4 separate regions of the Homo sapiens genome follow, and all the other regions are linked to region 2. The links are chromatin contacts, found by Hi-C or POLR2A ChIA-PET in ENCODE. All regions are on one chromosome and are shown on one strand. The core of a region is the stretch at or near the end of the contact, and the rest is flanking DNA. Distances in the headings are between cores, read along the strand shown.

What was found. Hi-C counts contacts between places; a loop is a spot of excess contacts on that map. ChIA-PET counts read pairs that join two places held with the same protein, here RNA polymerase II (POLR2A). Pooled maps may share reads with other maps.
Region 1: a map of CD4-positive, alpha-beta T cell shows a loop between it and region 2 (4-fold over the local background). The contact joins the promoter of CYSTM1 here to the promoter of HSPA9 in region 2. A Hi-C loop is called at or near these places in 2 of 168 maps with a recorded cell type or tissue (CD4-positive, alpha-beta T cell and naive thymus-derived CD4-positive, alpha-beta T cell) and 6 of 50 pooled maps.
Region 3: a pooled map shows a loop between it and region 2 (4-fold over the local background). The contact joins the promoter of CXXC5-AS1 here to the promoter of HSPA9 in region 2. A Hi-C loop is called at or near these places in 3 of 50 pooled maps. POLR2A ChIA-PET finds 5 or more read pairs at or near these places in 2 of 52 experiments (GM10248 and GM12878).
Region 4: POLR2A ChIA-PET joins it to region 2 with 14 read pairs in T-cell. The contact joins the enhancer-like site here to the promoter of HSPA9 in region 2. POLR2A ChIA-PET finds 5 or more read pairs at or near these places in 2 of 52 experiments (T-cell and endothelial cell of umbilical vein).

What each region holds. Positions count from the first base shown.
Region 1 is chr5:140,170,560-140,177,820 of GRCh38, reverse strand. CYSTM1 (cysteine rich transmembrane module containing 1) reads right to left here and starts at 2,633. Exons shown (of 3, transcript NM_032412.4): 1 at 2,536-2,633. RefSeq lists a silencer at 2,246-2,535 and an enhancer at 2,826-3,055.
Region 2 is chr5:138,574,085-138,581,084 of GRCh38, reverse strand. HSPA9 (heat shock protein family A (Hsp70) member 9) reads left to right here and starts at 5,684. Exons shown (of 17, transcript NM_004134.7): 1 at 5,684-5,847; 2 at 6,959-7,000. The coding sequence starts at 5,767. The region is part of intron 1 of LOC105379193 (a long non-coding RNA gene); the gene reads right to left. RefSeq lists enhancers at 5,090-5,229, 4,807-5,455, 5,370-5,649, 5,890-5,939, 5,456-6,103 and 1 more.
Region 3 is chr5:139,644,539-139,651,245 of GRCh38, reverse strand. CXXC5-AS1 (CXXC5 antisense RNA 1) reads left to right here and starts at 1,518. Exons shown (of 2, transcript NR_149086.1): 1 at 1,518-1,911; 2 at 2,065-2,247. CXXC5 (CXXC finger protein 5) reads right to left here and starts at 2,897. Exons shown (of 3, transcript NM_016463.9): 1 at 2,401-2,897. RefSeq lists an enhancer at 177-677 and silencers at 1,470-1,639, 1,840-2,969.
Region 4 is chr5:139,591,447-139,597,962 of GRCh38, reverse strand. The region is part of intron 1 of UBE2D2 (ubiquitin conjugating enzyme E2 D2); the gene reads right to left. Among named protein-coding and RNA genes, the nearest start is that of UBE2D2, 33 kb to the right of the region's middle. Within about 2 kb of position 4,087, at least 6 of the 41 ENCODE cell types and tissues checked have a DNase peak (open chromatin) inside an H3K27ac peak, as active enhancers do.

The sequences.
Region 1 (7,261 bases), core at 1,384-3,883, 1.6 Mb before region 2:
AAATTTTTTAATGAGGCCAAGACATCTGATTTCCAGCGATTCTTAATATTAACAAGCTCCTGCAAAGCCCCTTAAAAATCACTATCATAATCTCTACCACTCAACAGGAACACACGGGGAAAAAACTACTCTGGCCTTTTACACACTTCGGGGCTTCTTTTACAGAGAATGACTTCACTGATCTGACTGGAAGTCCCGTTTCCCCAGGTCTCACCCTGGATTTGCACTCCTTTGAGTGCTGCACCGGTTTCTATATTTACGCACAAACCAGCTGCGGCCACCTTCCTTCGCAATTCCCAAACCTGCCTTTCACTGTACAGGATCCCTGGAGGTCCAATTCTGTTTTCTGGAGTCAAAGAAATACAAAATAATTTCACTACCTCCCAGAAAACAGACTTTGGTAAGTTTCAATATAAAATAGACAGCTCTTGAACCCAGGAGGCAAAGGTTGCAATGAGCCAAGATCTCGACACTGCACTCCAGCCTGGGCGACAGAGCAAGACTCCGCCTCAAAAATAAACAAATAAATAAAATAAAATAGACAGCTGTGTATTTTTGGTCCTAGCACCAATAAATTTCAGGGCTGGGAAAAATCATAAATTACCAAAGCATTCCTCTTCATATAACCAAAATATATTTTTCCTGTTGCTCAGGAAATTAAGACAAAATAGCCAACTAACACTTACGCAGCCTTACACGGAGAAACTCAAAGCTGGCAGGAAAGGACTAGAGATTTTTTTTTTTTTTTTTTTGAGACAGAGTCTCGCTCTGTCGCCCAGGCTGGAGTGCAGTGGCGCAGCCTCGGCTCACTGCAAGCTCCACCTCCCGGGTTCACGCCATTCTCCTGCCTCAGCCTCCCGTGTAGCTGGGATTACAGGCGCCCGCCACCACGCCCGGCTTATTTTTTATATTTTTAGTAGAGACGGGGTTTCACCGTGTTAGTCAGGATGGTCTCGATCTCCTGACCTCGTGATCCGTCCGCCTCGGCCTCCCAAAGTGCTGGGATTACAGGTGTGAGCCACCGCACCAGGCCAGGTCTAGAGATCTTTGATCTACAATCAACAAATAGTATGGGACTCCTTTCAGCGAATCCAATGCCCCACATGAATGTTTGGATGCTGGTTCTCCTTTAATAACTTCCCCCTATTAAATCTCTTACCAGTCATTTGGGGTTTGGGTTTCACCCTAGGGATACAAGGTGTTTGTAAGTCACTCTGAAACCTCTGAAGGGCAAAGTGTTGTGGACGCTATAATCTCCCTGCATACTGAGGGGGGCATAGCTCCCAACCAGTCATTAAATCCCGTCAAATGAGATACTCGAAAATGAGCTGCCCTTGGGTGGGTCCTTTCATAAAAAGGAATTTTTAAAAATCTGCTAACATGGTTACTCCACAAAGTTTACATGTATCATATTGTATAAATCTATAAATATGTACAATTATTTTTTGTTTAATTTCTAAAAATTTGCCAACAATGGCTGAAAAAGGCACCTGGCTGCCTGAGCCCCTACCCTTGTCGGTTACAAGTATTTCATAAGCAGGGTTTGAGGAATCCCATCAGAGAAGAGTGTTGTCACCTTTTTGCCGGAATGTCACACCAACTTCCTCAGTGTTCCCCTCACACCAACTTCCTCAGTGTTCCCCCTACCCCAATCTAGCCAACGTTTCAATGGCTCCCCACAGCACACAGTGCCTCTCAGGTGGGCACTCAAGGGTCCTTTCCTAATCCTCCCTAACCTAATTCTCCAAACTTTTTTTCCCCCAAAACAGCCCAGCAGACGGTCCAGTCAGTCCCCAAATCGTTTTTCCTCATGGTCTCCTTCCCCAGGGGTCCTCCCCTCCTTCTCTCCCCCCTGCAACCTCCACTGCTACCGGGAGATTAGTTCCCACCCGTCAGGACCCCGCTCAGATTTCACTTCCTCCAACAGGTCCGCTCAGATCCCAATCCACGGCTCTCAACAGCAGCCGGGATTCCTTTCCCCCGCAACGCCTTCTCTGAACACCCCGGCCTCCGAGCGCCGGCTTTGCGTTCCCTAGTTACTTCCAGTCACTAGTTACTTCCGCTCCGCTCCCACCCGCGGGACTCGCGACCTGCCCCCTGCCCCCGGCTGGCCCAGCTCGGAATAGGCAGAGCAGCGCCTCAGAAATCGCAGCCCAAGGCGAAGAAATCCAGAAGCCTCCCGCGGACGTCCCCCGGGACGGGGTGTGGCGAGCCCCGCTCCGAGCCCGCCGACTCCTCGTGAGACGAGAACCGCAGCGACGCGGAGACCCTGTGAGTCCACCGCCGAGACGCGCGGCGCGGCGACCAGGAGCCCCAGAGTAGCCGCGGGGCGCCGGGAGGGATCCAGCTGGCGGCAGCAGCTTCCCTGCCTCCCTGCCCCTCCCCAGGGGCTGCGCGAACCCCTGCCTGAGCCAGGCCAGCCCGGGTGCCCCCCAGTTCTCAGGGCGCTCCCCAGGGAGCCCGGGGACGCGCCCTGTCCGTGCCTGATCCCCGCCCTGGTCCCAGCTGGGTCGGGCCAGGTCCGCTGCACCTCACCTCTCCTCTCCACGAACCGACTGGATAACGGTCGGGTCTGAACCTGAGGAGCCCGGACCAGCCCGCAGTAGACTTGCCGCACCTGTCTCAGAGCAAGTGAGGAGCAGCCGGGCGCCTGACGTCACGGCCGCTCCCAGCGCCGCGAACCGGGAGTCACCTGATCACCCTGGCAACGCGCGCGGCGCGGGGCGAGGCGAGGCTTGCGTCACAGCACGAGCCCCGCCCCCAACTGCTCGGCCTCCAAGCGCCGCCGGAAGCGCTCTCTTGCAGTCGGCGCAGTCGGGAGGCGGGGTCGGTCTCCGACTTCCCAACGTGGGCCTCCCAGCTGCGCTGGATACTTAGGACTCCCACAGGCGTCCCCCTCAGATTGGATTGGTTCTCCGAGACTCCACCCGATACCCCAACTCCGCTAGTTCAGGCGCCTGGGAGGCAAGACCAGCGTCCATGCGGAACCCTGCTCAGTGCGTGGCATGAGGGGTCGGCTGTGGGCTGCTGCCTCCTCGTGTCTTGTTGGTCCAGACCCAACTAGGGTTGGGGGCTTACTTCCCGAGCTGTACCTGAGCGGAATGGGGCTGAGGCTGATAACTGGATTGCTCTCTGGCTACTTTTCCCCATAAACCTTGCAACAAGTAGTCCCGCCAGTACTTTAGAGTGTAATGAGACTTCATTCACATCAGGAGGGGGAAGGGGGACAGAATCTTCTGTCCTGAAGGTTTCCTTCTTCTGTTCCAACAGGAAGAGAAGTTACCGAAAAGCTCCCAGAGCAAGGCCTAGAATGAGCTTGCAAGTCCTACTTGCAAAAAATTTTTTATTTTTCATTTTAGAAATTGATTTTCTCTCCATATTCCTCCCCTTGCTTGCTATTAGGTTGGTGCAAAAGTAATTGTGGTTTTTGCATTTTTTTTTTAAATGGCAAAAACAGCAATTACTTTTGCACCACTCTAATATAAGTATATGCCTACAACTTTTGTTACTCTCTAGGCTTCCCAGATAAGACTATCAGCTTCGAAATGAAAATTTAACATCCCCTGGAGGTCTCAGTGTGAGAGTCACTGCCTATTTCACACCTTCACTATTTGCTGACTTTCATTTCAGTTTTACTCTCCTCATCCCTGCACTGCCAAGAAGGTTTCATATGTATTGAAACCTTCCCTCTCAAGAGTTTAGGATCTTAGACCAAGAAGTTAGTTTATAGTCAACTTCTTGTGAGCATCTTTTAGTGTCAGGCAATGGGCCATGGGCAGATTGAGATGTGGTTCTCGAAGATCAAACGTGTATGGGTGGTATGTCTCACATAAGTACAACTTGTACTGTTTATTATGACTTAATCATTGTATTTAAGTGGCACTTTTTAATTTTCACACTTAAAGAAACTCATATAAGTGGGAAAGAAGACAGCTGTGAAAGGTAGAGAAGAACCATGGCTCTAGACAGAGCTGTACTAATAGGAGAGAAGAGATTGAAAATGTGAGCCCAGGTCCCAAGGAGCACAGAGGCATGGTCAGAAGGTTGGTAGGAACAGGACAGAGGCAGCCAGGCCTGAGGTGTTTGGCAGATCTGAGGAGGGCAGGGATAGAGGGTGAGGGGAGGAGTGGGGCCAGAATGAGGCTTGAGGGATTCAATGGAGGGCGAAAGTGCTGGGAAGGGAGGAGGGATTGGAAAGAAAGGAGAAGTATGCAGTGGTTTGGGAAGGAGTTGCTGAAAGGGAGGGCAGGGTAAATAGAGACCCAGGAAAGGGTGCTAAGAGCATTAAGAGAAGGGAGGCTGAGAGGCTACAAAAAAGGACTGAGGGGGAGGAAGAAGCAGGTGGGAGACTCTGGGGCAGCAAACATCTCAGAACCAGTCAGTAGGTGGTGTCCTTCAGAGGCTGTTGGAGAAGAGCAGCATTGTCTGTTTGCCTCTGAAGAGTGAAGGTGATCCATGCACACCCCAAACTACCTCTGGACCATCTGAGGGTAAGAGCCACCCTTTGCAGAGCACTAATGCAGAGGGAAGAGCAGAAACAGGCACGTCCATAACTACACCCTGATAGTACTCAAGGCAGTCAGGCTTTTTGGCTGGACAGTTTTTCAGGCCTGTGGTACATGCCTCCGTGCCTCTAATCTGGGCAGGGCAAGGTGAGGATGGAGTGGAAGGCAGGGGTAATTCCCTTAGAAGGGAGGCAAGCTTCTCATGGCAGCTGGGTCATATGAAGGCTGTGCTAGGGAAGAAAAGATGCTAGGACACATTCTCAGTACGCTCCCTGACCACTCCCCTTTTACTGAGTTGGTAGGGTGAGGGCGTAACCATCGAAGGAAAAATAGAACATTCCTCACCCCCACCTCCACATCCATGCTGAGGAAAGTGTTATTATGTGGGTAAAAACTCAAGGAGTGTTGCTGACAGCATCCAAGAACAGAGATGAGGCCAGGGAATGCATCTCACATGGCTCTTTTCTAAGATTTTGACCTCAGGTCCCAGGACTAAGCAGCAGGCCAGATGTAGAAGTTGCTGGAGTTTCATCAGGTGTCTTCACAACAGCAGTGTGGGTTTCCATTCCTGGAAATAAAAGAAAAATGTCAGGGTACAAGGTCCTGGCCAAGCATATTTGCTGTGAAAGTCCATTAGTCACAGAAGTAACAATGAATTTTCAATATTTGTTCATTCGGGAGAACTGTCCAAGGACTGTGGAGGCAACATGGTGCAGTCGTTGGGAGCCTGTGTTCTGAGATTTATCCATTTTGTGAACTTGGCCAAGTTACTCACCTTCTTTGAGTCTCTGCCTTATCTGTAAAATAGAGATAATAATACCTACCTCACAAGACTATCATAAACTTTAGGTGAATTCCAGGGCAAAGAAAGAGAACCCAGATTCGTAATATTTTTTAAAGGGCCATTTTTTAAACCATTGTATTTTTATTGGACCACATTTGTTCTCTGAACAACTGGATGAAAGAATGTTTCTTGGATGCCTAATGTACACTCAAGACTGATGGATACAGAAGGAGCATGTGCCCTGGCTTGGTCAGGCATCCAATTTCTGATGGGAAGATAAGACAGTGTGAGACCTTGCCAGGCTGCTGTGAAATTGAATGCTAAACTATGTCATGTCCTTCCATGCCCGCAGCGTTCATGGAAAGAGGGGCCATGCCAGCTGCATTGGCTAAGGTGGGATACATGAAAGGAAGGGTCTGTAGCAGAGCCTTGAAAGATAGGATTGGCCAGGCACAGTGGCTCACGCCTGTAATCCCAGCACTTTGGGAGGCCAAGGTGGGTGGATCACTTGAGGTCAGGAGTTCAAGACCAGCCTAGCCAACATGGTGAAACCCCATCTCTATTAAAAGTACAAAAAGTAGCCAGGCGTCATGGCGCATGCCTGTAATCCCAGCTGCTCAGGAGGCTGAGGCAGAAGAATCGCCTGAACCTAGGAGGTGGAGGTTGCCATGAGCCAAGATTGTGCCACTGCGCTCCAGCCTGGGCAACAGAGCGAGACTCCATCACAGAGAAACAAAACAAAACAAAAAACAAAGACAAAAACAAAAAAAAGATAGGATTTGGAGAGGTGGTAGGTGAGGAGAACATTCTGGGTCAGGGCGGTGATCTGAGCAGCCGGGGCAGGGGCTCAGTAAATATTCACTGGCTAGATGAATGAATGAATGAGCAAAGATAATAATGAAATTATCAGCATAGTGTAAGATCAGCCACGCTTTGTTGAATGAATGGATGCATGATTAAACAAAAAAAGCAAAGACAATGAAATTAGGTAATGGTGGGCATAGCTGTAAGACCAGCCTAACTGAACCGTGGAAACTGGGGAGTTGTGGGAAATAAGATAGAGATGGAGCAGACTGTGGGAGAGCTTTTGAGACAGTAGAATCTTCTGGGAGGAGCATGGAGTCTGGATCCAGAGGGACAGGATTGCATTTGGACTCCATCACCACATATTGACCATGTGACTTTGAGTGAGTTACTTAATCTTTCTGTGCATTGGTTTCCTCGTCCAAAAAATATAGGAATAAGATTGATATCTGCTTTATAGTGTCACTTTGAAGATGAACTGAGCAACCTATGAAATGTAAGCATGATGCCTGGCCCATTGTAAGTGCCTTAAACTTAGTTTTTATTATTAGTTTTATTAAGGACTGAGCAGATGAGAATAGATTCAATATGAAAACTTAGGGAACCACTGAAGTTCCTTGAAGTGGGAAATGAGAATGGAATGCAGTGTTTGGGAAGAATCACTTGGCAGAAGTATTCAGGCTGGGTCAGAAGGCAATGGTGTAGCCCCAAAGGGTGAAGAAGGGCTGACCAGGGACTAGAAGCAACCCCTCCTGAAAATGAGAAAGCCTGTCCACTTGCTGGTACATGGCATGCACAGGCACTCAGTAACTCTACTGAATGAAAGTCTGCACCAATTGAACAATATAATTGTGGAGCTCCCAGGCTCAATCGCAAATACTATCAGAATTCTCCCTCAGTCAAGTATAGAGAGGTTTAAAGCACTGGAGAAGTTCACTGAGACTTGGCCTCTGGTTCATTTCAATTTCTCCCCCGAGTAGCTGGGACTACAGGTGCACACCACCGCAGCCAGCTAATTTGTGTGTGTGTGTGTGTGTGTGTGTGTGTGTGTGTGTGTGTGTGTGTGTGTGTGTTTTGTTTTGTTTTTTTTGTAGAGACAGGTTTCACCATGTTGCCCAGGCTGGTCTTGAACTCTGGGCTCAAGTGATCTACCCACCTCAGCCTCTCA
Region 2 (7,000 bases), core at 4,435-6,934:
AAAATCCAGAGTGAGCATAACTGACTGCTTTCTACCTTGAGCAATGAGACTACATTGTCACTGGAATGTAAATGTCCTATCTAATCAAAGTGACATCTTATTTTGATTTATTGCTGCCTTACTTTTCTTTTAGGGTCATCCTGTATTTCTCTTTTCTCCTAACAGAAAGAGGGCAGGTTGGTGGGTTACTAGGCATTCACCATAGAATGAAACTTGCTAATTGTCACCACTTCTGGGGCCAGGGACATCACCTGCCATAATTCTTCCTACACTTTGCTGGGGCAAGCTCTGTTGAACCAGACTTGAGTGGAGCGACACTGTGTAATGCACTCCAATAGAGTATAGCTAATGCCAAAAGAGAAAAGTGGGAACTGTCTCCTGAAATCTGCCAAAGGTACATGAAAAATTCCAAGGAGAACAAAGGTGACAAATCCCTGCAGTATGCCACATTTTTATTTCCTGAAGATGGAAAGTGCCACAGCATGCTATTCATCTCTGGGGAAACTGAATAAAATGTCTTCTGAGTCACCAGTTTAAAGAGACTTTACTTTAAAAATATAAACTTGATCCTATGAGTTATAATACAGATTGAACTTTATAGTTGTCCTGGAACCTAAATAATTCTAAAAAAGGTTAAAGTATTTCTAACTTTTTAATTCTGCTGCCTAAAATAACTGCTATTAATAATGTATTAGGCCAGTATTATAAAACGCACCTTCTGGATATGTGAAAGTAGAGGTAAAAGATAAGACCTAGCTTGGTTATTAGACAGCAGAGCCTAGTGTTTAGTAGTGCAGGTTCTGGAGTTAAGAGAGTTTGGCTTCAAATTCTAGTTTCACCATTCAATTGCTATGTAACCACTCTAGGCCTCAGTTTCCACATCTGCAAAATGGTAATACCAATAATATTTACTTGAGACTATTGTTGTGAACATGTCAGTAAATAATGTATATAAAGCATTTGTAAGGCACTTAAAATGAACGCTCAACAACTATTGGTGATTACTATTCTAATGACAATTCCTATTAATGAATGAGTTATTTAAATACTTAAAAGTTGAAACTAGTTACCTGTCTTCAAATATGCTAAAGTAACAATCATGCCAGTTAGAATATTATTAAAAATATAGGCCAGGCATTGTAGCTCACGCCTGTAATCTCAGCACTCTGGGAGGCTGAGCCAGGAGGACTGCTTGAGGCCAGAAGTTTGAGACCAGCCTAGGCAACACAGCAAGACCCTATCTCTATAAAAGAAAAAATAATTATACATATATAATTATTTCCTGAATAATATATATGTATGGCATACACAGGTATTGGACAGCCGCCTGCTCTGTTTGGTAAACATTTATCTGCATGCAGATTATGCATTAGCTCCTTCCATTTCCCAATTTTGCACTGAGATGACAACAGAAATGAAATACAGCACTGTGCTGTAGAAGAATTATACCATTTAGCTACGGATCTGTCCATTCTTGCTCATCTGAACCTTTATGTTTTTAGATTCAGGTTCATTTCCTTGAGCCTTCAGGCTGTAGCCCATGTTAATTTGCAAAGCAGTCCAGTAGCCTGTCCTTCACGCTGAAGATATGATAAAGCTTGTGCTTTGAATATCTAGCGCTACCACATCCCCCTTGTGGTCGTGGAGAGTATTTGCAAGGCGCCTGAGAAACCACCAGAAACAGCAAACACACTGGATGTACCCATAGGATCGTAGTTTCCTACACCCTTAGATAACAACATTTGATTCCAGGATTCTTTTTTTTTTTTTTTTTTAGACGGAGTCTTGCTCTGTCGCCCAGGCTGGAGTGCAGTGGCTGGATTTCGGCTCACTGCAAGCTCCGCCTCCCGGGTTCACGCCATTCTCCTGCCTCAGCCTCCCGAGTAGCTGGGACTACATGTGCCCGCCACCGCGCAAGGCTAATTTTTTGTATTTTTAGTAGAGACGGGGTTTCACCGTGGTCTCGATCTCCTGACCTCGTGATCCACCCGCCTCGGCCTCCCAAAGTGCTGAGATTACAGGCGTAAGCCACCGCGCCCGGCCTAATTCCAGGATTCTTTTGATTAACACTTCGTGGCTTTTTAACGTATAGAGCAAGAAAAAGGAAAGCGAACTCTCGGCCGGCGCGGTGGCTCACGCCCATAATCCCAGTATTTTGGGAGGCCGAGGAAGGCGGATCTCTTGAGGTCAGGAGTTCGAGACCAGCCTGGCCAATATGGTGAAACCCCATCTGTACTAAAAATACAAAAAAAAAAAAAAAAAAAGAAGAAGAAAAGAAAAACTCTTAGGAGAACCAGTTAATACAACAGAGAAGTGAGAAGTATGCAGTTTCTCCAATTATTTCCACCTGCCCTTCTCCGCCCCGTCATGTACAACGTAAGAACATAATGTTTTTTATTGCATTTCAATGTTCAATATTATTTGTCACTCCTCTGTCTTCTTTGCATCGGTATATTGTTTTAGAATCTAAATCTCTACAAACAGGAATCATGAGCCTGTTTGGATAGCCTTTAAGAAAGCCTGCCTTCTCATTTTTCTTCCTTTCTCTCTCTTTTTTTTTTGGGGGGGGGGGGGGGCGGAGTCTGGCTCTGTCACCTGGAGTGCAGTGGTGCAATCTCCACTCACTGCAACCTCCGCCTCCTGGGTTCAGGCAATTCTCCTGCCTCAGCCTCCCGAGTAGCTGGGGTTACAGGTGCCCACTACCACGCCTGGTTAATTTTCGTATTTTTAGTAGAGACGAGGATTTCACCATGTTAGCCAGGCTGGTCTCGGACTCCTGACATCAGGTGATCCACCCGCCTCAGCATCCCAAAGTGCTGGGATTACAGGCGTGAGCCACCACGCCCGGCCGCATCTTTCTTTTCTCTCTTTCTCTTTCCTTCCTTTCCTTATTTCCTTTTCTCCTTCCTTCTTTCCCTCCTTCCCTCCCTCCTTCCTTCCTTTCTCCTTTCTTTCTGTTTTTTTGTTTTTTGTTTTTTTTAATGTCTCGCTGTGTCACCCAGACTGGAGTGAAATGGCACAATCATAATCACGACTCACTGCAGCCTCGACCTCTCTTGGCTCAGGTGATTCTTCCACCTCAGCCTCCCGAGTAGCTGGTAGCTGGGACTACAGGTGCACCACCATGCCCGGCTAATTTTTTGTAGAAATGGGGTTTTGCCATGTTGCCCAGGCTGTTCTCAAATTCCTGAACTCAAGTGATCCTCCCACTCCAGCCTCCCAAGTAGGTGGGACTACAGGTGCTTGCTACCATGCCCAGCCAATTTAAAAAAAAAAAAAAAAAAAATTGGCCGGCCGCAGTGGCTCACGCCTGTAATTCCAGCATTTGGGATGCCGAGGCGGGCGGATCCCTTGAGTTCAGGAGTTGGAGACCAGCCTGGGCAACAAGGCGAAACCCCGTCTCTACGAAAAATACAAAAATTAGCCAGGCGTAGTGCCGCATGTCTGTAATCCCAGCTACTCGGGGGAGGGGGGCGCTGAGGCGGCACTGGAATCATCTGAGCCCAGAGAGGTGGAGGCTGCAGTAAGCTGAGACTGCACCACTACACTGCAGCCTGGGCGACAGAGGCTAAAGATGGAGTCTCACTCTGTCGCTCAGGCTGATCTCGAACTCCTGGGTTCAAGTGATCCTCCCACCTCGGCCTCCCAAAGTGCTGGGATTACAGGCGTGAGCCACCGCCTGGCCACCCCTGCCTTCTGAGAGAACTAAAAACAAGAGAAATGAAGTGTTAAGTAACTAGTGAGGATAATATAGTAATAGCTGACAGTTAAGAGTGTGTGGGAGGCTTTTTAAAAACTTTTAGAATCTATATAATCTATAACCCATGTTACGTTAGACTTTTGTTTATTTTCTTACTCCCACTGCCATCCTCCTCAGAATGTAAACTCTTCAGTTAGCTTCTTTCCCTCCCCAACTTTCCCCAACATTTCCTTCACAGTTCCTCACCCAGGGGTGACTACTTAATAATACAGATCTTCCTGAAGAGATAGGGGGTCTGAAACATTTCTCTTTTTTTGAAAGCGGGCTTCCAGGACAAATTGCTTCATCTCCAAAATCAAGTTCAATCTGTCATCAGCCATTCGTTCGTGTTTTGCTTTCGCTGTATTCCTACCACCTGGGAGAGTGACTGACACACGGTAGGCATGCCAAAACATATCTGTTGAATCAATTAATTCCTCTTCTTAAAAATCTAAAACTGGGTTGGGCGCGGTGGCTCACGCCTGTAATCCCAGCACTTTGGGAGGCCGAGGCAGGCAGATCACGAGGTCAGGAGATCGAGACCATCCTGGCCAACATGGTGAAACCCGGTGTCTACCAAAAATATAAAAATTAGCTGGGCGTGGTGGCGCGCGCCTGTAATCCCATCTACTTGGGAGGCTGAGGCAGGAGAATAGCTTGAACCAGGGAGTCAGAGGTTGCAGTGAGCCGAGATGGCGCCACTGCACTCAAGCCTGGCGACAAAGACTGCCTCAAAAAAAAAAACAAAAACCTAAAAACTGGTCACAGGGTAGTGAAGTAGTTGACATCCTGCCACCAGCACAAGGTTTAAAAAGGGCCAGAGGAGTCTCAAGTCAGGCCCAGCACAGTGGGGAGAGGAAGAGCCTGAAGCTCAGCTATTTTTCTTTTTTTTCTTGAGACGGAGTCTCGCTCTGTCGCCCAGGCTGGAGTGCAGTGGCGCGATCTCGGCCCACTGCAAGCTCCGCCTCCCGGGTTCACGCCGTTCTCCTGCCTCAGCCTCCCGAGTAGCTGGGACTACAAGCGCCTGCCACCACGCCCGGCTACTTTTTCGTATTTTCAGTAGAGACGGGGTTTCACCGTGTTAGCCAGGATGGTCTCGATCTCCTAACCTCGCGATCCGCTCGCTTCGGCCTCCCAAAAGTGCTGGGATTACAGGCGTGAGCGCCCGGCCAAGCTCAGCTATTTTTTTTTCCCTTTGTGCAGGCTAATTGGCCTAATGTTCTGTGTGAATCAAACGCTTCGTAGTTGGAAACCCAAGACCCCTGTGATAAAACGCAACACGAAATTGTTTAACGTCTGTCTGCATATCCAAGTGTCTTTCAAGTTGTGAACAACGGGCGGGACCAAACAACAAAAGTACTGACGTCCTCACTTCACAAAGCCACAAGACAAGATGGCGCCGTCCTCCAGGAGCGGGAGCTGGGAACACGTCCACGCCCGGGGGGTGTGCACGCGCCCGGGCTCGCCCCAGGGAACGCTGGCGTGCACTCGGGCACCCAGTGAGCGCCGCAGTTAGTCTCCACCCATGTTTTCCGCCACTCCTTGCGCACATGCGCTCTAGGTTCTTAGCTGGATGTCTGTTGCGCCAACAGGCTCCTCCTCCCGCGCAACTGACGCAAGAAGACTGTAATCGGTTCGCAATTTATCCCGTGTGACCTTGAGTCTTTCCTGTCGCCGAGGACCGGGGCTGTCCGAGATACGGCCTTCATATCCCTCTTCCTCCCCTGGACTCTTTCTGAGCTCAGAGCCGCCGCAGCCGGGACAGGAGGGCAGGCTTTCTCCAACCATCATGCTGCGGAGCATATTACCTGTACGCCCTGGCTCCGGGAGCGGCAGTCGAGTATCCTCTGGTCAGGCGGCGCGGGCGGCGCCTCAGCGGAAGAGCGGGCCTCTGGGCCGCAGTGACCAACCCCCGCCCCTCACCCCACGTGGTTGGAGGTTTCCAGAAGCGCTGCCGCCACCGCATCGCGCAGCTCTTTGCCGTCGGAGCGCTTGTTTGCTGCCTCGTACTCCTCCATTTATCCGCCATGATAAGTGCCAGCCGAGCTGCAGCAGCCCGTCTCGTGGGCGCCGCAGCCTCCCGGGGCCCTACGGCCGCCCGCCACCAGGTGAGGAACTGGGACCTTCCCGAATGGGGTCACGGCCTCGGGCCTTGGGCCTCGGGCTTCGCTGCGGCAGGCCGCGCGCCCTTTAGGGTTTGAATTCTCCAGTATAGGTCAGGCGGGAAGGAAGGTAACGGGCCTTCCATAGTTAGCGCTGCCGGGTCAAGATTTTGCCCAAGGTTTTGCCTCCGGCTTGGGCCCTGCTGAGTCACACCCCTCGCGATCTAGAGTGTCATTTCAAAATTACCAGGTAGTGGTCCTCATGGCCTGTTCTGTGGCTGAATGGAAAGGTTTGGCCTTGGGGGTGAGGGATGCAGTCTATTGGGAAAGCCACTATTTTCAGTTTTATTTTTGGCTCCTCTACAGAATACAGAGTGTGTAAGGATCCCGTTGATACGGTGAAATAAAATAAGAAAGCTCTGAGTCGGAACTCCAGTTTTCGTGCTTAGCAACATTTTCTCAAAATCTGTGGTGTAAGATTGTACTCGTTTGTTACTTCAGAAAAAAAAGCAGATCGTGGGGCGGAGAAAAGGCTATGGAGTGGTTACTTGTTTTCTAAAATAAAAGACAAATGCTTTAGAGAACAGGAATTGTATGTGGGCATTAAGGAAGGCTTGGAAGGAGCCTGAGGTTAAGTTGTAATAAAGGTCTTTTATCCTAGTGAAACGCCACTACTTTTCTTTTTTCTTTCAAAGACCCTTAGTAACTCTAGTTCTTTTAAACTAATTGCACGGCAAGGTAAGGGGAAGTGTTTTCCCCCAGGGGACATCTGGCAATGTCTGTGGATATTTTAGGTTGTCACTTACTTACTGGGGTGCTTATTGGTTTCTAGGGTGTCGAGGCCAGGGATGCTGCTGTATATCCTACAATGCACAGAACAGCCCCCACCACAAAAATTTCGCCCAAAATTAATAGCGCCACGGTTGAGAAATCCTACTGTAATGTGATTCTAAGGCCATCTTTTATTTACCTTTTTTCGTCTTACTTATTTGGGAAACTTTAATATTTACTGTTTTAGTAGCTTAATGTATTTTATATACTAAGTGAGCCCAAGTTTTCTCTTTTTCCTCCCAGGATACACACTGGTTGGTGACTGAGTCAGTTTTTTCTTTTTTAGGATAGCTGGAATGGCCTTAGTCATGAGGCTTTTAGACTTGTT
Region 3 (6,707 bases), core at 269-2,768, 1.1 Mb before region 2:
CCAGGACCAGATACACACATAAATAAGGCACCAACCCGACAGCCAGCCAGCCAAGGGTCTGTCTTCTGCAGAGGCTCACCTTGGAAAGGGAGGTGGCATGGAGAGGGAGGCCAAGGCTGACTAGGGGCGTCCCTGGGAGAGACCCAGCTACTGCGAGGATGAGGGGTAGGGGGGTTCTACCCAAGTTCCGGGGGCTGGCTGGGAACTCGGAGGCCAATCTCCTTCAGCTGTTCCCATCTCTTCCCAGGGCAAAAATCAAACCATCACCCCCTCTCCCTCCTCCCCAAGGAGAGGACAATTTCCGTTCTGGGAGGGGGGTGACAGCTGCAGAGCGGGCCACTCCCCACCCCCCCAAGCTCCAGCCTGACTCTCATCTAGGGAAACTGCTAAATCAACAATACGCAGTTACGGGTAGGTAGCCCGCCGGCCTGAGTTTCCCCGCACGGCTCTCAGAAAGGGGTTTAGAGGGGGCTTCGGTCTCAGTTCCCGGTTTTCTAGTGGCGGTTGGAAACCAAGGCACGGGCATCTTTCAGGAGGGGGATCAGGTGAAGCTTAGGCCAGTAGGTCCCCCAAGACGTCTAATTTAAATACTCCCAACTGCAAAGGACAGACGCCCCCCACCCCGCGGCCTGGGGCAGCTGAGGTGGAGCCGGGCGTTCAAATCGCGCTCCAAACAAGTCCGCAGCGACCGCGCTCGCAGCCCCCGCCAGGCGGCCCCAGCGGAAAACTTGAAAGGGACTCTGTTTGCCGGCGGCCCTGGGGCGGCTCCGGCGGGGGCGAGGGCCGAGCGATCTCACACACGCCCCCTCCCCAACGCTTCCAAAGAAAATGCGGGGGTGGGGGGGACAGGGCCCACCACAAATCCAAGGGCTCCAAACAGCGCCCGCCGCGCGAGGAAAGGTGGGGGTCAGGAGTCTGGTCCGCTGGTCACCCCCTTAGCTCCCCCCCCATCCGAAGGCGCGACTCTCAGACCACCCAAAGTCCAGGGGGCAAAGGAGGGCGCGGTTGCCAAACCTTCAGACCCCCGTCGCGGGAGACTTCAGGGAGCGGGTCTTTCCGAATGAGTCACTACAGAACCCCCCAAATTTACTGGTGCTTCCTTGCAGCCCGAGGCACCAGCCCAACTCCGCGCACCCCTTCAGATTCCCGGGGGGGAAAAAAGAACAAAAAGAGATCTTGCTCCCACTTTGGGCGTTTCAGCTCTTCTGACAGGTCCCGAAGGTGGCCCCCCATTTAAAAACCGGGGTCACTCGCTTTCCGTCGATCCTACAAATAAACAAAGCCAGGCGCACCCCGCGCTCCCCGCCGGAAAGCAGCCCATTCCGGGCGAGGACAACTTCCCCCAGCCAGAAAATTAACACATTCCTCTCGCGGCGGTTCAGCCCCTCACTCCGCTCCGGGGAAGCGAAGGGGAGGGGGGTCGGGCCGAACTTCATGGGTAAATTTGGGGCCAGTGCAGCGTGGCAGGCGCCGGGGACGTACGCCCCCCACAGTTCCGCAGCTAGAGGAACACCCCCATTCTCCCTCCCAGGCTCTGCACGCTGCGTGGCCCACGCGGGGCTCGGGAGACAGCTCAAAAGACTCCCCAAGGCTGGGAAAGGAGGGAGGGAGGGGCCGCGGGGCACCGTGGTGGTGGGGGAGATACTTTGATGGAAAAAAAAGGTCAAACTTCATCAGCCCGCCGGGCACCCCGCGGGCAGCGGGGGCGAGGAGCCGGAGGAAAAATGCAGAAGTAGCCGCCGCTTCTTCCAAGTGGTGGGGGAGGCTCAGCCACGCGTGGTCGAGGGCGCCCAGAGCAGTTAACGTCGCCCCTCAACACAGGGCTGCGAGCGGGGTCTGATGGGGGGAGTGCGCGCCAGAGATCTACAAGCAGCCGCCCCCGCAGGCTGAGCGCCCGCCCAACGCCAAGAGGTGAGGACCCCGGGCGCCCGCTGCCCCAGCGCCCGCGAACTGGAGTAGTGGGGGGGAGGGGGGCGGCACCCCGCAAGGAGCGTCCCAGCCCCACTCCACGGCGCCCAAGCCGCCGTCCCAGACCCTAAAACCCCTCTTTTTGTCTGAACTCAGTGATCTGCGACCGAGCATACTGCGGCTTAGGGAGGCTTGGGTATAGCAGCGGCCACCAAGCGATCACCGGCGCTAGGTCTCCCAGGCTCCGGGGCTCCGCGGCTTACGGTGCGGGCGCCCCCCGCCCCTCCCAAATACGGACCCCTCCTTCCCCGTCCCCGGCTCTCCGCACCTGAACTTCGGGGGAACCCGCGCAGCCAAACTTTCCGCCGACTTGCAGCGAACTCCGGCCCCGGCCGCGCACCGAACCCCGGGGGAGGAGAGGGAGGTAGGCGGGGAAGGGGAGGGGGCCGGCCTCCGGGGGGGGTCGAGGGAGGGCCGTGGCCCGACACCTACCGGCTCTCCGAGTCGTCCAAGCCGCCACCGCCGCCGTCGCCGCGAGGCCGAGGGGGAGGGGCGGGGCAGGGAGCTGCGCTCCGCTCTGGGCACCACCGCCGCGGTGCGCTCCGCTCCAGCCGCCAGCAGTGCCCGGGTCCGGAGCCCGAGTCGCGCCGCCGCGGCTGGCCCGAGGCGGGGAGGGGGGGGAGCCTGCAGCACCTGCCCCTCCTCCCCCTCCCCGCGGCCCAAATTAAAAAACAACAAAAAGCAACTAATCACCCCCGAGCTGAGCGCGGCTCGCGGGCGGAGGGCTCAGCGTGCGGCGCCCGGACTCAGCAGGCGGCGCGCATGGCTGGGCGCGGGCTGGGCAGGGCTGGGACGCGGGGCCCGGCTTCAGGGGATAAGGCTCTGCCGCTCTTCTCGCTCGGCTCGGGCGTCTGCTCTTGCCGCCAGTGCCGCCTCTGCTGCCGCCGCCTCTACATCCCCGCTCAGGCTCAGCCGCCTCTGCCGCCGCCGCCGCGCGCCCGCCCGGGCAGGAGCTATGAACGCTGCCCGGGGGCTGCCGGCAAAACCCGGACCGGACTCGCCGCTCCCTCCTCCCCCCAACCCCCTCCACCTCGGCTCCCCTCCCTCCTCCCGCCGCCTCCCTCCCAGCGCAGCTCGGGCCACTTGGACGCCGCGGGCTCTGAGGCCGGAGCTGCAGCCGCTGCGCCTCGAGCTCCCCGCGCCCTGACGCGGTCCACCCAGGCTCAGCTCCCTTGCGCGCCCCGTCTTCGCCTATTTCCCGCAACTTTACAAAAAAAAAAAAAAAAGGACGACCTCCCCGCTTTGGTGAGGCGGTCTGGGTTTAGAGACGCACCTCCGGGGAAATCTGCTATCTTTCTGCCCCCTCTAGAGCGGGGCCAGAAGCTTCGAGGACCGGGAGGGAGAATTTGGCCGCGCCCCCCAGCTCAGGTGCGCGGCGGGCCAGAGATTCCTAGTCGAGGGTCCTGGGAGGTAGACGCGTGTTCCAAGACCCCACCCTTCCAAGAGCTCCTTAATGGATTCAGTGGGCACTAGGGCCCCGGGAGAAAAGGGGCGGAGATTCCCGTTCCCATTTCTCAGGTGAGGAAACTGATCCGAGAAAGGATATTTTATCTCTCAGGCAGGCATCAGCCTCAACTCTTGAGTCCCGGGGCTAAAACGACTACGTACATTTGGTGCCCTGAGACCATGGCCTACGCACTCAAAACCCGAAACAATGCTTGGAACAGCAGCGCTCAATAGGTACTGATTGAAAGACAGAAGGAAAACTCAGCCTTGCCAGAGTAGGCGCCCAGTGGGGACAGAGTTGGGCCCGCATATCCCGCTTTCACTCCATCAGTGGCCTCCATATGCCCATCTTAGGCTAATTAATCCTGCTGCTGCAGATGTCTTCACCTCACGTACCCATGGTGCAAGCCCCGGGCTCATATAATCCCAACTGCATATAATCCCAAAGTGGAAGTTTTCTCCAATTCTTTGGGATTCGTGGGGGCGGATTTGTGCAAGGCCGACCTTCCTCTGCGAGGCGAAGAAAACGCAGTCCCCAGACCCAAGCAGGGGAGGGAGAGGGGGAGGGCGGTTGGGGAAGTCAGCCTAGGGTTAAACGTTACAGCCTGAGATCGATTGGGGCCCAGATAACAGGGAGTTAACTGTGGCGATCCGGGCGCCTGCAGCCACAGGCGCGGCCTCGGTGGGAGAAGCGAAACTGTCTCCCACCTCGCTGCTTCCTCTCCTCTGCTCTGCGCAGCCTGGCTGTCTCCGAGGCTGGCGCGAGGGCTTATGGAGCATGGATCTCCTGGCAGCAGCAGCTGGTGCCCACCTTCCACGCCTTCTATATGTGGCCTTGGGGCCTTGACCCAGCCGGGGTGGGGTGGGGGGAGGTGTCAAAGGGCAGAGCTCATCTGGAATGTGTTGCCTCTCTGCCACTCCTGATATCCAAGACCACACGAAGTGACCCCTCCCCAGACATCGTGGACACCTGCTCCCAACCAGTTCCTTCCGAATGCTGAGAAGTGGTCTCCCTTAACTACTATGCCAAGAAATGGCTCCCTTGGGGAGGCGTTTAGTCTCTCTCCTCCTTGCCAGCAGTCCTTTTAATGCCCCCCTCCAAACAAACATCCCATGTGAGTAAAAGTAAGGTGCTTGCTATGGAAACCGTTTTAAGACGCCCATCACCCCCAGAAGATCACTTCCAAACTGCTTAAAGATAGGTATGCTGGGCCTCAGTGTGAATGTCAGGCACTGTGTTGGGCACTGACCGTGCAAGGAAAAAGGAAGCAAAAGCCCAGGTGTAGGATCTCCAAGCATTTAACTCACCTCCATCTACCTTTTCTGGGGAAGCTGAGGCACAGACTGTGAGGGAGGACCTGCTCCCTGGGAGTCAGCAGCAGGTCTCAGAGGGTTAGGATCCATGAAGTCAAACTCTATTCCACAGATCTCCTGAAGCCTAACGCCAGTACAGAGTCAGGTCATGCACGCCCCACAAAAAGCTTTATGCTGGGGTCCATGGCAGAGGGTGGGTAGTAATTCTACTTTAGGGAACTGCTGACTATTACCCACTTTTTTTTCAGACTTATGCCTCCACCCCCACCCCCAACTCAGGCGGGAGGCCAGGGATCCACAGGCTGCAATGGAGGAAGGCCAGGTGGTCCCAGTGGTGATGGCTTCCTCAGGGAAGGGGTGTTGACTTGTCTGGCCCAGTTTAGGGGGTGGATCTTGGAGTTTTCCCTTGCTGGAAATTAACACCTTGGGAGGGAGACCTAGACTGTCACCTATCCAACCCATATGGGAGCCACAGAGGAAAAGGACAGAATTGTCCACACAGAAAGTGTTACAGAAACAGAAAATGTCATGTGCAAGCCATCCACAAAGAACTCTCCACCACAGATGCCAATGAGACAAGCGGGGGACATCCAGGAAGGATGGGGTGAGGATCTCTGCCCTTGGGTGAGACTGTCCCCACCACAGCCCCCTTCCCCAAGAAGAAGGGAAGCTTGGTTCACTATTCTCCCACCTCTGCCTACCTCAAAAAGGAGAATTGAAGTCTCACCTTGCTATTAAACTTTTTGCTGAGTTTTTTGAACCAATCAGCCTTCAAGTCAGGAAGAAGCTCCTTCAGTCTCCAGCACCGCTGGGGGAGATGGCCCCTGCATCACCAGCCTTGTCTTCTAGGGAGGGGTGCGTCCACCCGGGACCCTGGAGTGTGCTCTCCTGGATCCTGCTGATAATACCCATGGCTGGTATTTGTGCAGCCCTTACCCTGAGCAGGGCATTGTGCTAAACAGTTAAGGTACATTATCTTATTTAGCCCTTATAGCAGCCCCTGCAATAATGTCATCCCCATTATTCAGATGAGGAAACTGAAATGAGATTGGCATCAGAGCTGTTCTCAAACCCCTGAGGCCATGTGCTATTCTAGGGAGGCTTTCCACAGCCTCCAGTGAGGCTCATCTGCTTCACATCCTGCAGTGGTTCCTCACAGACTACCCTACTCAGCCTGGCTTCCCTAACTGACTCTCTTCCCTGCCAGGCCCTGCTGACCAATGCCATCTAACACTGGCAGTTCCCTCTGACACCCCAAGACTCCTCTCCAGATTTCCAGAGCTTTGCATGTACCATTCCCTCTGCCAAGATAGGCCTCATCAAGCTCACCTCATGAACTCCTCATGGAAGACCAGGAGCACATATCACCTGGGAACCATCTCAGACTGCCACTTCCAGCCTGAGTTTGGGCCATACCTACAGGGCCACCACTAGCCTTTGTGCAAATCAGAAAAAGGTACCCACTTTTGGCAGATACAGGAAACCATGAAGGAGGTCACAGACTGCCTTTCAGCTTCCTAGCTCCCTTTGCTAGGTGCCTTTTTGCAGTGCATGCACAGGACAGATGTACTCTGTGGCCTGGCTTTGGGTCCTTCATCTGGCTTTGGGACCCCTCCTATGGCCACAGTGACCACAATGCACAGAAATAGCTTTTATTTGCTCATCTCACTACTTGTCCCCTCGCCACCACCTCCCGCCATGAAAATTCTTTGAAGGTAAGGAGGAGTCCCCTACCTGCCTTGGGCCCGAAGCTTGGCCTCCAAAGAGGTACCAGTAATAACAATTGTAGCCAGAATCTTTCTGAGCTCTTGCTTGTCAGGGACCATGCTAATTGCTTTTTGAACATAGGCTTATTAAATCCACAGGCTTGGACACCTGTGTGAGGTTACAAAGTAGCAAAACCAGGATTTCAATCCATGCCTTGTCTGAGGCATTTTCCATGACTGCCATTTATCTGCTAATATCTGTCATTGATTAAA
Region 4 (6,516 bases), core at 2,838-5,337, 1.0 Mb before region 2:
GCCACTGCACTCCAGCCTGGGCGACAGAGCGAGACTTCGTCTCAAAAAAAAAGAAATAAAGTTTGAATAAAAAGAAGGCTCTGGATTGAGATAACGATTAACTTACTCAAATATCTCAAATTTTAGATTTTATGTCTCTAAAATAGAGATTTTCTGCCCATCTCAAGAAAAAAAGTAATAGCCTACTGTATAGTTCCCATTCTCAAATATTACTGACAGCACAGGTTGGTATAACTAAGAACACCTGGCTTTATTTAAGACATTGCTATAGCAACAGGTTGTTAATTAAAATATAACTTGAATTTAACAATTTAACAATTGAACAATTCTGAAGTCCTGCCATGTTCATTAAGTGGAATTTTACTTTTGATTTCGCTTTAATCTTTTGCCCCTTTCAAACTGAGTTACTTTTTTCCATGCTGAATAACATCAAGGTTTTTAACTCAAGAGCTAAGATTTATCTAAGCAGAATACAAGATCCATCAGTCCATTTCAGGAGCCAATATAATTTTAAAACCCTAAGCCAAACTTAGGCTAATAGACATTTAACACACTCATTCAACACTTCCTTGGCTGATGGCACTGATACAGCTGAATCTCAAAAGCATACTGCTAAGTGAAAGAAGCCAGACATAAGGCTACATGATGTATGATTCCATTTATATGACATTCTAGAACAGGCAAAACTATAGTGACAGAAAGCAGATCCATGGTTCCAGTGGCTGGAGGGAGTTGGAGGGGGGAATAACTATAAAAGAGACATGAAGAAAATTTGAGGAGTGATAGAAATGTTCAAAATCATTATTTTGGTAGAGATTGGACAACTATATTTGTCAAAACTCAAATTGTACACTAAATGTTACTGTAATACCCTATCTCAAAGTTGTTTATTATTTTTTTTAATGTAATTTTTTTTTTAGATGGAGTCTTGCTCTGTTGCTCAGGCTGGATGCAGTGGCACGATCTTGGCTCACTGCAAGCTCCGCCTCCCGGGTTCACGCCATTCTCCTGCCTCAGCCTCCTGAGCAGCTGGGACTACAGGTGCCCACCACCACGCCGGGCTAATTTTTTTTGTATTTTTAGAAGAGATGGGGTTTCACCGTGTTAGCAGGATGGTCTCGATCTCCTGACCTCGTGATCTGCCCACCTCGGCCTCCCAAAGTGCTGGGATTACAGGAGTGAGCCACCGCACCTGGCCTATTATTATTATTATTATTATTTTAATGCAGAGACAAGGTCTCACTATGTTTCCCAGGCTGGTGTCTAATGCCTAGACTCAAGCGATCCTTCCGCCTCAGCCTCCCAAAGTGCTGGAATTACAGGTGTGAGCCACAGTGCCTGGCCAGTTTTTTATTCTTAAAAGTACATTTGGGCTGGGCACGGTAGCTCACACCTGTAATCCCAGCACTTTGGGAGGCCAAGGCGGGTGGATCACAAGGTCAGGACTTCGAGACCAGCATGACCAACATGGTGAAACCCCATCTCTAAAAAAAATACAAAAATTAGCTGGGTGTGGTGGCGCACACCTGTAATCCCATTTACCGGGGAGGCTGAGGCAGGAGAATCGCTTGAACCCAGGAGGCGGAGGTTGCAGTGAGCTGAGATTGTGACACTGCACTCCAGCCTGGGTGACAGAGCGAGACTCTGTCACACACACATACACACACACAGGACATTCAGATTCAGAAACAGATCTTTTTTAAAAAAGAAAAAGCACGTAACTATCCATCTTTACATGTGCATAAAATATCTCCCAAGAATACACAAGAAACGCCAGGCACAGGGGCTCATACCTGTAATCCCAGCACTTTGGGAGGCTGAGGTGGGCGGATCATGAGGTCAGGAGTTCGAGACCAGCCTGGCCAACATGCTGAAACCCCATCTCTACTAAAAATACAAAAATTAGCCGGGCATGGTGGCGCGCGCCTGTAGTCCCAGCTACTCGGGAGGCTGAGGCAGGAGAATTGCCTGAACGAGGGAGGCGGAGGTTGCAGTGAGCCCAGATCTCACCGCTGCACTCCAGCCTGGGTGATAGAGTGAGACTCTGTCTCAAAAAAAAAAAAAAAAAAACAACAAAAAACAAAAAAAAAACCCACAAGAAACTAGTTAATAAATAATTGCCTTTAGGAAGGAAAGCTTAGGGGTGAGAATGAGAACTATATATATTGCTTTTACACATTTTGAATTTTATAAAAGTGTGTATATTGCCCATTTGAAAAATAAATTACCCTTTAAAATTTTCTTTTTCTTTTTTTAACCAACTGGGTCTGTGCAAGAATTATCCTGACTGTAAGTGTGGATTAAAATAGCTGTTAAAAATTGTCATCATGGCTGGGCACAGTGGCTCACCTGAGGTCAGGAGTTCGAGACCAGCCTGGCCAACATGGCGAAACCCCATCTTTACTAAAAGTACAAAAATTAGCCAGGCGTGGTGGGGGCTCCTATAATCCCAGCTACTCAGGAGCCTGAGGCAGGAGAATCGCTTGAACCCAGGAGGCAGAGGTTGTAGTGAGACAACATCGTGCTACTGCACTCCAGCTTGGGTAACAAGAGCGAGACTCCGACTCAAGGAAAAAAAAAAACTGTCATTTGGGGTGTAATCTAAATAGTGAAAACCCAATTATGGCAAATAAACATACAATCTATAAAACTGATATCTCTACATCATGATGAAAACTGAAGTTGAATCTTAAAATTTAATAAAGGCATCGATCTAGTCGGAACATGTGGGCAGAAAAAAATAATACCCAAATATATAAGGCTGTGTTTTAACAGTTGGCTTTAAACGTATACATTAATTTCAACTTTCTATTTTATGAGAAAGAACAATAGGGAAATAAAGTACAGCCAGCCCTCTGTGTCTATGAGTTCCACCAATTGTGGGTCAAATACACTGGGGAAAAAATGATGTCTGTACTGAACATGTGCAGACTTCTTTGGTCATTATTCCCTAAACACCACAGCATAACAACTATTTACAGAGCACTTACACTGTATTAGGTTTTATAAGTAATCTAGAGATGACTTAAAGTATACAGGAAGATGTGTACAGGTTATACGCAAATACTATGCCATTTTATATCAGGGACTTGAGCATCTGTAGATTTTGGTATCCATGGAAGGACCTGGGACCAACCTTTCATGGATACTGAGGCAGGAATGTATATATAATTATGTTTAGAAAAAAGTGATGGGGTAAGGAACTTTGACAGTTAAAGTAGAACATTCTCAATTTATAAAAAGATTATTGACCGGGTGCGGTGGCTCACACCTGTAATCCCAGCACTTTGGGAGGTCGAGGTGGGTGGATCACCTGAGGTCAGCAGTTCAAGACCAGCCTGGCCAACATGGTGAAACCTGGACTGTACTAAAAATACAAAAATTAGTCGGGTGTGGTGGTGTGTGCCTCTAATTCCAGCTACCCAGGAGGCTGAGGCAGGAGAATCGCTAGAACCCGTGAGGCAGAGGCCACAGTGAGCAGAGATCATGCCACTGCACTCCAGCCTGGGCAATAGAGACTGTGTCTCAAAAAAACAAAATTTTTTAAGGAAAAAAAGAAAAAAAACAGATAATTAAAGTAGAACACTGAAACTTTGAAAGCCTAAGACATATATATATATCACAACACTATAGCAAAAAGAAACCCTCTAAATTCCTTGAGGGGAAGGCATCCTTCAAGGGATGTGCAGATTTCCCTTTCACTATATCCTTGAGTAGGCAACTTAAGCTATTAGTTGGTAAAAATTAACGCTTCTTTACAAGCTATTTTTAAACCACCCTCCTTCCCCAATCATAACAATTATGAAACAAAATAAAAATAGCATGGGAAAGATTTGTTTACCCTGTTGGTCCTCACCCTATGGTGTAAGGTGAAAGGAACAAGATGGGAAACTGAGAGAGGTTATAATTAACTTTGTAGAAAAATGGCTCTAAAGTCAAGTTTTAGTAGTCTGAATATTGCTATACAAATCGAGGCTCTTTGGTGGTTAAAATCACACTATGAAAATATTTAAACAAAGATTATGATTCATAGCATTGTAATTTCAGGGCTAGGCACGGTGGCTCATGTCTGTAATCTCCACACTTTGGGAGGCTAAGGTGGGAGGATGGCTTGAGGCCAGGAGCTCCAGACCAGCCTGGTCAACACAGTAAGACTCTATCTCCACAAAAAAAATTTTTTTTAATTAGCCCAGCATGGTGGAGAGAGCCTGTAGTCCTAGCTACCTGGGAGGCTGAGGTAGGAGGATTGCTTGAGCCCAGGAGTTCAAGGCTGCAGTGGATCGTGCCACTATACCCCAGCCTAGGTAACAAAGTGAGACCCCATCTCTAAAAAAAAGTACATATTTTAATATATCTTTTAATGTTACATGTTACATATGTGTTTATTACATACATCAATACCTATTTGTGTGTTATATATAACAATGTATATATAACAATGTATACATTGTTACATATTTTACATATTAAAACATATATTAAAATATGTATGTATATATAAAATTTCAGGGTCATAAGAGATCATTTAGACCTATTCCCAATTTTATAAGAAAACAAAATACAAAGTATCTAACCCAAGGGTAAGGACTTGAGTGTTCTGCTGTACCATGGTTCTTTAAATCTGGATCTAAAATATTAGAAATGTACAAGTTAGAAATGTCTGAGAATCGGCCAGGTGCAGTGGCTCATGCCTATAATCCCAGCACTTTGGGAGGCCGAGGTGGACGGATCACAAGGTCAAGAGATAGAGACCAGCCTGCCCAACGTGGTGAAACCCTGTCTCTACTAAAAATATAAAAGTTAGCTGGGCGTGGTGGCGCTTGCCTGTAGTCCCAGCTACTCAGGAGGCTGAGGGAGGAGAAATACTTGAACCCGGGAGGCGGAGGTTGCAGTGAGCCGAGATCACACCACTGCACTCCAGCCTGGGTAACAGAGCGAGACTCTGCCTCAAAAAAAAAAAAAAAAAGGAAAAAAGAAATGTCTGAGAATCATGTTAATTTGGGAAATTAAGCTGAACCTCTTTTAAGATTACTGAAACTCTTTTAAGATTACTGAAATGCAGCCAAGCGTGGTGGCTCATGCCTGTAATCCCAGCACTTTGGGAGGCCAAGGTGGGTAGATCACGAGGTCAGGAGATCGAGACCCATCCTGGCTAACACAGTGAAACGCCATCTCTACTAAAAATACAAAAAATTAGCCGGGCATCGTGGCACGTGCCTGTAGTCCCAGCTACTCGGGAGGCTGAGGCAGGAGAATCGCTTAAACCCAGGAGGCAGAGGTTGCAGTGAGCCGAGGTCGTGCCACTGCACTCCAATCTGGGCAACAGAGCAAGACTCCATCTCTCAAAAAAAAAAAAAAAAAAAAAAGATTACTGAACTGCAAAGAAACAACAGTTAAACCAGTAGTTCTCAAAACTGAGATACTGACACAGCAGGATCACCATCACAAGGAAGCTTATTAGAAATGCAAATTCACAGGCTCTACCCCACAACTACCAGGTCAGAAACTCTGAGGTGGAGCCAAACTGTTCTAACAAGGCCTCAAGGAATTATAATGCACACCAGAGCTCATTACTTTTATGTCTGATGAGTTAAAAAGCATCAGAGATAAAAGGTGATACTAGAAAACTCACTACCAAGAAGATTTGAGGGGAAAGCACGGGAGGGCAAAGGGCAAAATGGCACAAACTGGAAAAAGAGATGAGACTTAGAAGGCCAAGGTGTGTTCCAGGTTTTCATTTTTTTCCTTTTTCTTTTTTTGTAAGACAGAGTCTTGCTTTGTCGCCCAGGCTAGACTGCAGTGGAGCAATCTTGGTTCACTGCAACCTGTCTTTCCCAAGTTCAAGCAATTCTCCTGCCTCAGCCTCCCGAGTAGCTGGGATTACAGGCGCCCGCCACCAGGCCCGGCTAATTTTTGTACTTTTAGTAGAGATGGCGTTTCACCACGTTGTCCAGGCCGGTCTTGAGAACTCCTGACCTCAAGGGATCCGCCCGCCTCGGCCTCCCAAAGTGCTGGAATTACAGGCATGAGCCACCGCGCCCGGCCCCAGGTTTTCAAGACAGATTGAAGGGGAGCAGTCTGTCATTACTATAGTACCTGCATTCTCCCTGCCTCACTCCTATCTTAACTAGGGTTGCAACAGAAACAATTTAATTTTTACTACTTGCTTATGTTCCCAGCATAACACTTAAGCTAATATTTAAAAACAACTGCTTACATATTTTAAAATTATGAGTTTTTAAAACTCAGGAAATATTAGTAACTCATTAACTTACATGAGTTTGAAAGACATAATTTGACAAATCAAATCATCTGCAGCTGATAGACTTAATCCCTTAGCACTCTCATTTTCTCATTTTCTATTTCTCTCTTAATATTGTTGCCTTCTAGTATAAAGACAGACAAACCGATGGAAACATGTATCAATATCAATCTCTCCCTGAACTAACTATAAGCAGACATGGTAAGCTTATCTGAGATTAAACTGTGTATTCCCTCTAAAAAGATTCAAAGCAA